Linked DNA regions of Homo sapiens: region 1 is linked to region 2. The links are chromatin contacts, found by Hi-C or POLR2A ChIA-PET in ENCODE. All regions are on one chromosome and are shown on one strand. Each heading gives the region's core, a stretch centred on a gene start or an enhancer-like site at or near the end of the contact. The rest is flanking DNA. Distances are from core to core; before and after follow the strand shown. Region 1 has its middle 120 kb from the start of RFC3. Region 2 has its middle 210 kb from the start of LINC02344.

Evidence for each region. A loop is a pair of places that touch in the nucleus more often than their neighbours do. ChIA-PET counts read pairs that join two places held with the same protein, here RNA polymerase II (POLR2A).
Region 1: a loop to region 2 is called in a map of PC-3, with 2.8 times the contacts of the local background. The contact joins two enhancer-like sites. A Hi-C loop is called at or near these places in 1 of 168 maps with a recorded cell type or tissue (PC-3). POLR2A ChIA-PET finds 5 or more read pairs at or near these places in 4 of 52 experiments (MCF 10A, activated CD4-positive, alpha-beta memory T cell and activated naive CD4-positive, alpha-beta T cell).

What each region holds. Positions count from the first base shown.
Region 1 is chr13:33,695,657-33,701,130 of GRCh38, reverse strand. No RefSeq gene overlaps it. Among named protein-coding and RNA genes, the nearest start is that of RFC3, 120 kb to the left of the region's middle. Within about 2 kb of position 4,035, at least 4 of the 41 ENCODE cell types and tissues checked have a DNase peak (open chromatin) inside an H3K27ac peak, as active enhancers do.
Region 2 is chr13:33,545,783-33,551,795 of GRCh38, reverse strand. It overlaps a transcript of STARD13 not described here. Among named protein-coding and RNA genes, the nearest start is that of LINC02344, 210 kb to the right of the region's middle. Within about 2 kb of position 3,520, at least 2 of the 41 ENCODE cell types and tissues checked have a DNase peak (open chromatin) inside an H3K27ac peak, as active enhancers do.

The DNA of each region.
Region 1 (5,474 bases), core at 2,786-5,285, 150 kb before region 2:
AGCAAAATCAGTGCTGGTGTTTTTAACTGTATATTAATTTACCTATTTCCAAAATCTGGAAGAAAACAGATAGAATAGTGCTTTGCTTGAAAGAGTGTTTTGTGAAAAGAACAAACATTCATTTGGGAGTTCTCATCTCTAGCTTGCTTTTCTTTATGGAACTGACAGCATAGATAATATTGTAGAAGCAGAAGTAAAGTGACAGTGAATTGAACCACATGGCATCATTAAACAGGTGTGTCTGACCATCCCAATCAGCAAACTGCAATTTAGATAAGGAGAATTGTGGAAACAATATATGTGTAGTTTGCTTTCTAAATAAGTAAATATGGGTGAACAAGGTACCAGTCATAGACATAAATGTAAGAACTAAAATTATAAAACTTTTGGAAGAAAAACTAGGAGCAAATCTTCCTGACTTTGTGTTAGGCAAGGGTTTCTTAGCTATGCCATCAAAAGTGGCAAAAGTAATAAATAAATGAATAAATTGGACTTCATCAAAATCAAAATATTCTGTGCTTCAAATCATCAAGAAAGTGAAAAAACCACAGAATGGGAGAAAATATTTATGTTTTATATATAGTAAAAGACTTGTATCCAAACTATGCAAAGAACTCTTAAACTCAGCAATGAAACCACAAAAAAACCTATCTTGCAAATGCACAAAGGATTTGAATAGATATTTCTCCAGAGAAGATACACAAATGGCCACCAAGCTCATGAAAAGATGCTTACCATCATTATTCATTAAGGAAATGCAATGCAATGAGATCCCATTCACAGCAACAACGAAACAAAACTTCACACTAAGGACAGGGCTCGGTGGCTCACGCCTGTAATCCCAGCACTTTGGGAGGCTGAGGCGGGTGGATCACGAAGTCAGGAGATTGAGGCCATTCTGGCTAACACTGTGAAACCCCGTCTCTACTAAAAATACAAAAAATTAGCCGGGAGTGGTAGCGGGCGCCTGCAGTCCCAGCTACTCGCGAGGCTGAGGCAGGAGAATGGCGTGAACCAGGGAGGCGGAGCTTGCAGTGAGCCGAGATCGCGCCACTGCACTCCAGCCTGGGCGACGGAGCGAGACTCCGTCTCAAAACAACAACAACAACAACAACTTTACACTAAGGTGGCTAAATTAAAAAGACAGACAGCTAACAAGTGTTGGAAAGGATGTGGAGAAATTGGAAACTTCACATATTGCTGGTGGGAAAATGAAATGGCACAGCTATTTTGGAAAAACAGTTTTGAAGTTTCTCAAACTCTTACACATAGAGTTACTACATGACCCAGCAACTCTCTGCTCAGTAAAAACTCAAAAGAATTTAAAACATACGTCCACACAAAACTTTCTCCCTGAATGTTCATAACATATTCACAATAGCCAGAAAGTGGAAACACCCACATAATCAGTTGGAGGGTACATGAACAAATAGTAATGGAAATTTGTTTGTGGATTAACAGCTGTGCCGTGAAATTTTATTTGGCCCTACAAAGTAATGTGATAACTGTTACAACATGATGAACCTTGAAAACATTATGCTAAGTCAAAGAAGCCAACACGAAAGTTAATGTATCGTATGATTCCATTTATATGAAATGTCTGGAATAGGTGAGTTCATAAACACAGAAAGTACATCCGTGATTGCAGGGGCTGGATGGAGGGTGGTATGGGGTAAGACTGCTAATGGACATGGGGTTTCTTTTTGGATGATGAAAACTTTCTAAAATTAGCAATGATAGATGCAAAACCCTGTTAATATACTAAAAGCCACTAAATTGTACTCTTTAAAATGATGAGTATTTTGGTATGTGACTTATAATAAAGTAGTTATTTTTACAAGTTGTGAATAAGGAGTACAGTTTGGGTGGCTGGGAAGCAGGGAAGCAGGAATGACAAAGAAGATGTGATCAAATTCTCTGCAGGTCATAGAATCTTTACTGAGTTTTTTTTTTTTTTTTTTTTTTTTAGAATGCTCTTTTCATGTTTTGTGTTCCTCCACTGGACTTAATCTAATGCATCCAAAGCATGAGAAGAAAGAGTCCTGTTCCCAAGTACCAGGGAAATTGGGCATTGCTTCCAGAAGACATGAAGAAACCTGCAGCAGATTCTACTCTGGATTTTGCACAAGATCGTGTTTCAAGTCAAGGTGAACCCCAGAAACTGAGAAAGTCAATCCACTCAAGAGAAAATGCTCAACTAAGGAGGAGATAAAGTTCATTTCTTCTGTGATTTGATTTTTTTTCCCTTGCAAATAGAAATCACATTCATTCAAAATCAAAGACATTGAATTAGCTGCATAAGAAGTCATGGATAATTCTTTAAAGATATAGAATCACACAGATAATGGCAAGTGTTGGTGAGGCTTTAGAATAACTGGAATTCTCATACTTTGCAGGTGGGAGTGAAATATGGTTCAGCCTCTTGGGAAAACAGTTGGGCCTTTTTTTATGAACTTATTCGTACACTTTTAGTGCATGACCCAGCAGCCCTACTTCTAAGTACTTACCTCAGAGAAATCAAAACATATTCACACAATAACTTGTATGTGAATTTTTTAAAGGCTTTATTTGTAATCACCCAAAACTGGAAACAAATATCCCTCAGTTGAGGAAAAGATCCCTCAGTTAAGGAAAAGATAAACAAATTGTACATTTGTACCATGTGATACTATTCACCAGTAAAAAACAATGAACTGATTCCTGCAACAAGGTGGATGAATCTTAAATCCATTTTTCTAAGCGAAAGAAGCCAGGCTCAAAGGGTTACATACTTATATAAGATACCACTCGTATAAGATTCTTTTAAACACAAAACTACAGGGACAGAAAACATATCAGCACTGGATAGGGGTTAGGGTGGGAAGAGGGGTTGATTACAAAGTACAAAAGACATTTGGGACAATGACAGAACCATTCCACATCTTGATTGTGGTGATGGTGACATGGCTGTATACATTTCTCAAAACTCACAGAAAAATGCGTGACTTTTACTACATGTAAATTATACCTTAATACAAATATGGGAAAAAAATTCCAATGGACTTACTCACTTTTAAAGACAACATTACTTGATTATGTGGGCCTGGAACAATAATTAAAAGTGTTAGTTTGTGATCAAACAAAATGCTGTTAATAAAAAATCTGTGAGATTTCTGAAAACATGTATATATTATATATAATATATAACTACATATTTTACACACACACACACACTTACATATAACATCTGTAGGTAATTTTTTTTTTTTGAGACGGAGTCTCGCTCAGCTGCCCAGGCTGCAACCGTCTCCTGGGTTCATGCAATCCTCCCGTCTCAGCCTCTAGAGTAGCTGGGATTACAAGCACCCGCCATCATCCCTGGCTAATTTTTGTATTTTAGTAGAGATAGGGTTTCATCATGTTGGCCAGGCTGGTCATGAACTCCTGACCTCAGGTGATCCGCCCACCTTGGCCTCCCAAAGTGCTAGGATTATAGGCGTGAGCCACCATGCCTGGCCTTCTGTAGGTAATTCTAAGTGAATCATCTGGACTTGCTTCAGATAGAGAATAATTTTGGTTAAACTAGGGCTAAAAATGATTCATTGAGTTTTTCCTTTGGAGAAACATAATCATTGTACTTAATCAGAAAACGTTATTAATACATTGCTGAGAATGAAGAATCACAAAGATGTTTTTGTTTATTTTTGTCCCTGTTACAAAATTCTACAAGTCTCTGCAAGCATGTTACCTTTATAGTTATGTTCCAGGGAAGGAAAAAAAAACTGAGGTAGAAATTTTTAGTCCTGAAGTGACATTAGCAAAGATTTCATAAATTTGAGTGACAGATGGTATATGGTATTTATGAGCCCAGTTGTTGAATGCTTACAGAGTGACTCATGTTGTTTATCCAAGGGGAAGGAATGGCATTATCTTGTATAAAACGTTGCCGTGCTGCAGAAAGACTACAAATCTCACTCATCCTTGAGCCCGTCTCCTTTCTAGTTGTATTAGTAATAGGCAAAGTTTCTTTTGTTCAAGTTATTTACCACATCTAAGTCTTTTAATGTAGCTTTTATATGCTGGACCAAATGTTTATTCCAAATGGAAAACAACTGAATTGTGTTTGCACGAATATGTTTTAACCTATTGTTTGTCACGTGTAGAAAGAGTGTCCGTATACATGGATACATTTATGAAATTTGCTTACATATGGTATTTGGATTTGAGTAAACCAGACTTTTCATGTTTTGGTTTCCCTTAATCAAAAAATAAAATTCTATTAAAGTAGAGGGAAAATAAAGAAGCATTTAATGGTATTCATGGATTTTGTATAATTGGTAACAATACCTGTGGTAGTGTAGCAGAAAAAGAGTTTTAGCAACTCTTAGTCATCACAGTTTGTAGATCAAATATTACATATATGATGATGATGTGATTCAAATTTGGAACTATAGCTGGGGACTGCTGAAGGTTGCCTGCAGCTTATGAGATATTTTGGAATAGCACTATTACAAATATTTTAGATGCATTTTTTTTCATTTTCACTATTAGTTTTGATTGTTGAGGCCCGTAACAGATTTCAACTGAGTGGATTACAAGCCTGTAAATGTAAAAAGGGCAGGGAATTCCCAGATCTAAAGTTTAATTTTTGGGGGGGAAAAGTGTTCAGATGAAGAGCAAAGATAACAAGTTTGAGGTACAAGACTGAAATTGGAGCTGAGGTCTTTGGGACATGGGGTTTTTCCTGTCACTCAAGAGTCTGGGCATTTTAAGGAGAATCAAAGTGGAATCCATGCATGTGAATCTGATGGTGGCTCTTCTGGCTGTTCTCACCCTGCTGTGCAGAGATGAGGTGGTCTGTGGAGAAGCTCTTGGAGACTGCTGTGGGGAAAATTGCTTTATGGAAATGAGGTTGTCATTTTTTGATAATAGCAAAGATACCTAGATATTTCACGTTTAAAAAACTCCAAACAGTAAAATTTGGTTATTTGTCACTACCCTACACTGCTTCAGTTCACTCCAACATCTTCACAGGAGCTCTCCACCCTGGCCTGGAGTCAGAGGAAAGAACAGTGTTGCTGGAATCCATGTAGTTGAGGCTCAGCTTGATTTTACCTTCTTTATGGATGCACCTTAGTGTGTGTGAGTATGGCTGCAAACCAAATTCAAAATGAAGGGGAAAAAGCCAATTTGAGAGCCTTATACTAATGAGAACATATATTATGAGAGATTCCTGGCAAATTGTATTTTATTTCTAAGATGTCACTTCCCCATGGTAGAAAATTGCATAAGGGCTCTAGGTCTGAAATCTAAGAGTTACCATATATTTTTGGATGAAATGTTCTGAATCCCACTCTGTAGAGTCTATTCAGACCAAAGTTAAGGACCACGTTATTTACCATTTACCACCCAGGCAAGGGAAATCCAGCCTTCTCCTTGGGGAAGCAGATGATGATTTGTTGGTGGACCTGCAATATTTGCCATCCTATTGACTG
Region 2 (6,013 bases), core at 2,271-4,770:
TGAAACCCTGCCTCTATCAATAATACAAAAATGAGCCAGTATGGTGGTGGGCACCTGTAATCCCAGCTACTTAGGAGGATAAGGCAGGAGAATCACTTGAATCCAGGAGGTGGAGGTTGCTTGGAGCCAAGATCCCAACACTGTACTCCAGCCTGGCTGACAGAGTGAGACTCCAACTCAAAAAAAAAAAAAAAAAAAAAAAAAAAAAAAAAAAAAAAAAAAAAAAGGGAAAAGCAAAAGCTTGTCTCTTGTAGACAGAAGATAGTTGGATCTTGCTTTTCAAAATCCAGCCTGACAATCTCTGCCTTTTGGTTGGAGTATTTAATCTATTTACTCATAATGAAATTACATCTTAACCATCCCTAATCTGAAAATCCAAAACTGAAATTCCCCCAAATCCAAAACTTTTTGAGTGCTGACACGAAGTCACAAGTTGAAAATTCCACACCTGACCTCATATGATGGATCACAGTCAAAATGCAGATACACAACACACAGTTTACTTAATGTCTCCAAAGAGACCCTCCCAGCCCCCTTCAGCTGTGAAGTATCTTTTCCACACATGCCCCAGACTTCGTCATGCAGGCACATCCACAAAGGGTAATAAAATGGCACATGTCAGGCAAGACACACCAATGGCGGGTTGCCTGTGATGCCCTACATGAGGCCAAGACCTACATGCCTTACTCATTATGTTGTTTTGTTTTGCTTATTCTCTTCTCTGTGGTATAAAGGTATTGTGGAAAATGTAGAAAGATCTGCAGATACCCTTATGAGTAACAGTAGTAAAGAAAAGAGGAAGCATTTATACTTATCTATAGCACAGAAAGTCAAGCTGTTGAAGAAACTGGATGGTGGTATAAGTGGAAAATGTCTTATAGAAGAGTATAGTGTTGGAGTGACCACCATGTATGACCTGAAGAAAGAGAAGGATACATTGTTGGAAGTTCTATGCTGAAAGTGATGAACAGAAGTTAATGAAAAATAGAAAAGCAATGCATGGAGTGAAATATGAAGTCCTTGAATATGTATTGAAAGAATGGAACCATCAGTGTCACAGTGAATACATGCCACTTAATGGTATGCTGAACATGAAACTTGCAAAGATCTATCACGATGAACTGAAAATTGAAGGGAACTGTGAACATTCAACAGGCTAGTTGCATAAATTTAAGAAAAAGCACAGCGTTAAGGTTTTGAAGATTTGTACCATTTCCTGATCATGAAGCAAGGGAGATATTCACTGATGAGGTTACTAAGGTCATCACTGATGAAAATCTGATACCAGGACAGGTCTGTAATGCTGATGAAACATCACTGTTTCGGCATTATTGCACCAGAAAAACACTGACTACAGCTGGTGAGACAGCTTCAATAGGAATTAAGGATGCTAAGGACAGAATAACTGTTCTGGGATGTGCTAATGCAGCACGCATGCATAAAGAAAACCTTGCTATGATAGACAAAAGCTTATATCCTTGTTGTTTTCAAGGAGTAAATTTCTTTCCAGTAAATTATTATGCTAACAAAAAGGCATAGAGAATTAGGGATATCTTTTCTGATTGGTTTCACAAACATTTGGTACTAGTGGCTCTTGCTTGCTGTAGGGAATCTAGACTGAATGATTAACGACTGCAAGATTTTGGCACTGCTTGATAAGGATTCTGCTCATCATCCAGCAGAAATTCTCATTAAAAATGTTTAGGTCATGTATTTTACCCTAATTGTGACTTCATTAATTCATCCATGTGACTAGGGTGTTCTTGGATCAATAAAGAATAAATATAAAAAGTTTCTTGATCAGCATGCTAGCAACAGTGAACAGAGGCATGAGTGTGGAAAGTTTTCAAAAGGAGTTTAGCACGAAGAATGCCCATGTTTGGAATACAGTGACAAATACACAGTTGTGCATGCCTGGCACAACCTCTGGGCTATAACTATGTTCAGTGATGGTGATGAACAAAGTGGTGACTTTGAAGGTTTCTATATGTCACATGAGAAAAAAAATAATGTCTGACCTCCATACATATACAAAAAAATACACCTTCAGAGTCTGGCAGTAAGATGGAAGAAACAGATGTCATGTAAGTTTTTACCAGCAATAATGCGGCTCTAATTATTCATTCATTGATCCATGGGGAAATAGCCAAAATGGTTCTTAATCAAGGTGATTATGATAATAGTGATGATGAAGATGATGTTAACACCGTAGAAAAAGTGCCTATAGATGACATGGTGAAAATGTGTGATGGGCTTATTGAAGGACTACAGCAGTTTATTTAGTATCCCCAAATGGGTTAAAACATGGATTTTTAGATTTTAAAATGCTGGGCTTCACCCTCAGAGTTTCTCATTCAATAGATTTTGGTCAGGGGACAAGAATGTGTATTTCTAACAAGTTTCCAGGTGATGATGATATCATCCTGGGATCCACACTTTACAATTCAATGACCGAGTATATTTATTTTTATGAGAGAATGTGTATTACTTGATTTCAGTTTATTCTCAATTACACAAAAAATAAATGAGGACACTTAATATTTTGAAAACATAAGATGGAAGAATGTATAGCTATAGCAACACATCTAACTAAACTATTACTCAGTAACCAAAAAAACTCAATAGATTCTCCAAAGCACAAATCAAGATGTCCTTTGCTGAACTGTATGAAGTTTCTGTGTTTTATTTTAATTAACTGACATGCTAAGGACAAACATTTTCTCGAACTTATTTGTTCTATAAATTGTTAACACATGAGTTTAAAAATATTTATATGGTAATAATTATCAGTCATCTTTTCTTTTGATTACTGATTGCTTTTGTGATTTAAAAAAATATTTTTCTATCCCGAGATTAGATATTCACCAGCAATTTCCTGATTTTTGATTTTGTCTTTCTTTACATATATCACTTTGGTCTACCTAGAAATTATTTTGATGCATGTATATTTTACTCAATTTTTAACTAAAATAAATACAATTATTTTTATACAGAAAATTCTTTAGGCATACTATATTCAGGGCATTGCAGTAAATACTCTCAGTGTTTATAATTATCTTTGTAAGATGCATATTAAAACAGCAAACATTGTTGAATTCTCCAAGTTAGTTTTATTTTATAGCATGAGGTGGTATAATCTTCTTAAGCATTCCTGGAAATATTTTTTTAAAAAAAATCACAAACGTATCACACATATCTAAAATTAAGTGTGCCAACTATATACCTTTGATGTTTCCTGAGAGTCCTGAGTTTGCAAAACCTTACCTATATAGCAACATTCAACTGTGTACAATTTTATGAATCAGGCATCACATTTTCCACGAGTCCACTCCACAGAAATGGCTTCAGTCCATTTCATCAAACTGCTATGTTGTGTCAATAAGCTTTCTATGCACTATTCCACTTTTAAGAACTGATGGCCCTTGTACATTTGGGTTTTTTTCAACCAACAGTTGCATGCTAAGAACATCTTCCAAATTCTGTTAGAAGACTGAAGAGGAACTTGGTCAGTTTTTCAGCAGTCATCCATGTCCTCTTGTTCTCATTTCTGTTTTCTTCCTCCAAAAAAAATCACTTCCCCTATCTTTGGCTCATTTATTTTTCTATGGTATATCACTGCCTAGCATTGGAGTTGTTTTAACTTTTTCCTTCACCTAGCATTACTTATCAACATGATAGTTACATTCCCAAAAACTATATTGTAAAAGAAAGCAGGGATGAAATATTTAAGACCTGATAGGAAAAGCAGGTTTAGGAGATCAGAGTTATAGTGAATCTAAAATAAAGGCTGATGGCTCATTAAATAAATCAACTAATGGCATTTTAAATATTTTTAAATAGAAAAAATTGGCATTGTTCAATAACTAGTATTCCTTCTTCCTAACAAACTTTTTATTTCATTAACCTACTAATCATCTAAGATTCTTATGAATATGTTTTTCCTTCTTGTAAATAAAAATTGTTATGAAATATTTTTTCTTGGATCTTCATGAAATGAAAAATGCTTTTAAGTTTTATTATTCAATTACCTTATTTAGCCCTGGAAAATTGAAGAAGAAAATGCCAGTGCACTGTGATATAGTCTTAAAATCCTTCTAAATGCATTGTTTTATATTCAAAAGAACTTAATGCCAAGGCATAAATGACCACAGCAGAGCACTGCTCTACCCTAAAGGTTTTACATCCCAATTCCTTTCCTTTGGCTTATGTTGTCTCAGTTTTCTATATTTCTCTCAAGGTTACGTTACAAAATTATCTATACATACTTGCTCTTCCATATATTTTACCTCTTCTTCTCAGGGCCCTATGTTTTGCTGTAATTTTAAAAATTATCTTCAAGAAAAATTGCCCAATTTTTACAAACATAGTATCCTAAATTCCCACATTTGTGAAAAAAGTATAAATATGTAAATACACATATGTAAAATTTTGTACAGTAGGAATGTTCATTGGGGAAACGTTACTGAAACTGACACAAAGTGTTTAACAGAAATTTGCTTAAAGGGATCAAATTTCACCTGGCATAGGAACATATTTAAAACAGTGGGGTTGACACAATAGCTACATCTGTGTAACCAAACCATCAAGGCTGACAAACTAAATCCAGTTGTTAGTAAAGTTAATGACTAATTCTGATCAATACATGGCCAAAAGAAAAAGAAAACACTGTATCATAAGAGCTGAAAAACATCTACTGGGAAATGACTATTTTGTGAATACTTAAAAGCCTTATAAATGTACTATTATATTTTCACTTTTTCTAAAGTATTATAATTGGCAGGGCTCAAATTAGTAAAGTTAAATATATTTCAACATTTTATTAAACACTGAAAATATTTTATCCATATCAAGTATCAGGGGCTTAAAATGAGCTATTCCAAAAAAAAGTATCTCTCATCAATACTTTCACTTTAAAAGAATTATTATAATTTATCCATATATGAAATACAAAAATTATTAGAACATGTATTAGGCTTAAATTGATTACAAATAAAAAACATTAATCTTGCCTGTAATCCCAGCTACTCAGGAAGCTGAGGCAGGAGAATCACTTGAGCCCGGGAGGTGGAGGTTGCAGTAAGTGGAGACTGAGCCACCGCACTGCAGCCTGGGCGACAGAGTGAGACTGTCTCAAAAAAAAAAAAATTAATACGACAACACAATAATAAATAAATTTAGCTCATCACAAGGGAGCATGGTCATTAAAATGAGTTTAGCAGAATAGTCAATTCAAACTTATTTCCAAAGACTAACAGTATAAATTATAGGCAGTTTGAGATTTAAAATGTGGCAAACCAAAAATAGGGCAGTATAAAGGCTACAGAGACTCAACTACCAATGAATGACAAAGAAAAACTGGCCCAATAGTTAGTCAAAATGTGACTATTAGTACTATTAGGCTAAAATTAAAAGTATTAATAAGTCTATTGATTATAGCAAATAAACCGCCAAAAAGCTCTAACAACTAAGACCCCTTTAACAGCTGAATCAACTTAATTCTTCTTAGACAAATGCTTTTTGCCACAAATATTCATTATACATCCATTTACATATTATGTTCTTAGAAAATAAGAGAAAAAAATCAGAAAAGGAGGCTTCCACATAATAATAGGAATTATTTTTGAAAGAAAATCTGACGTGGGAATCCTAATCTAATTACTGTATCAAAGTCAACCAATTCTTGGTTGAAAGTAAACTACAGTATCATTTCATAAGAGTGTTTACTGATGAAATTAGCCAGGATAAATTGTAATGTTAACAGCCATAATAAATAAATGTCATAAAATACTAATTACTTTTAGTCAACAAAATAAGGTTATTTAACAACTGTCTTAGTCCATTTATTTTTCTATAAAGGAATACCTGAGGCTGGGTAATTTATGAAGAAAAGAGGTTTACTTGGCTCACAGTTCTGTAGGCTGTACAAGAAGCATGGTACCAGCAGCTATTTCTGGTGAGGGCCTCAGGCTGTTTCCACTTGTGGGTGAAGGTGAAGGAGAACCAGCATGTGCAG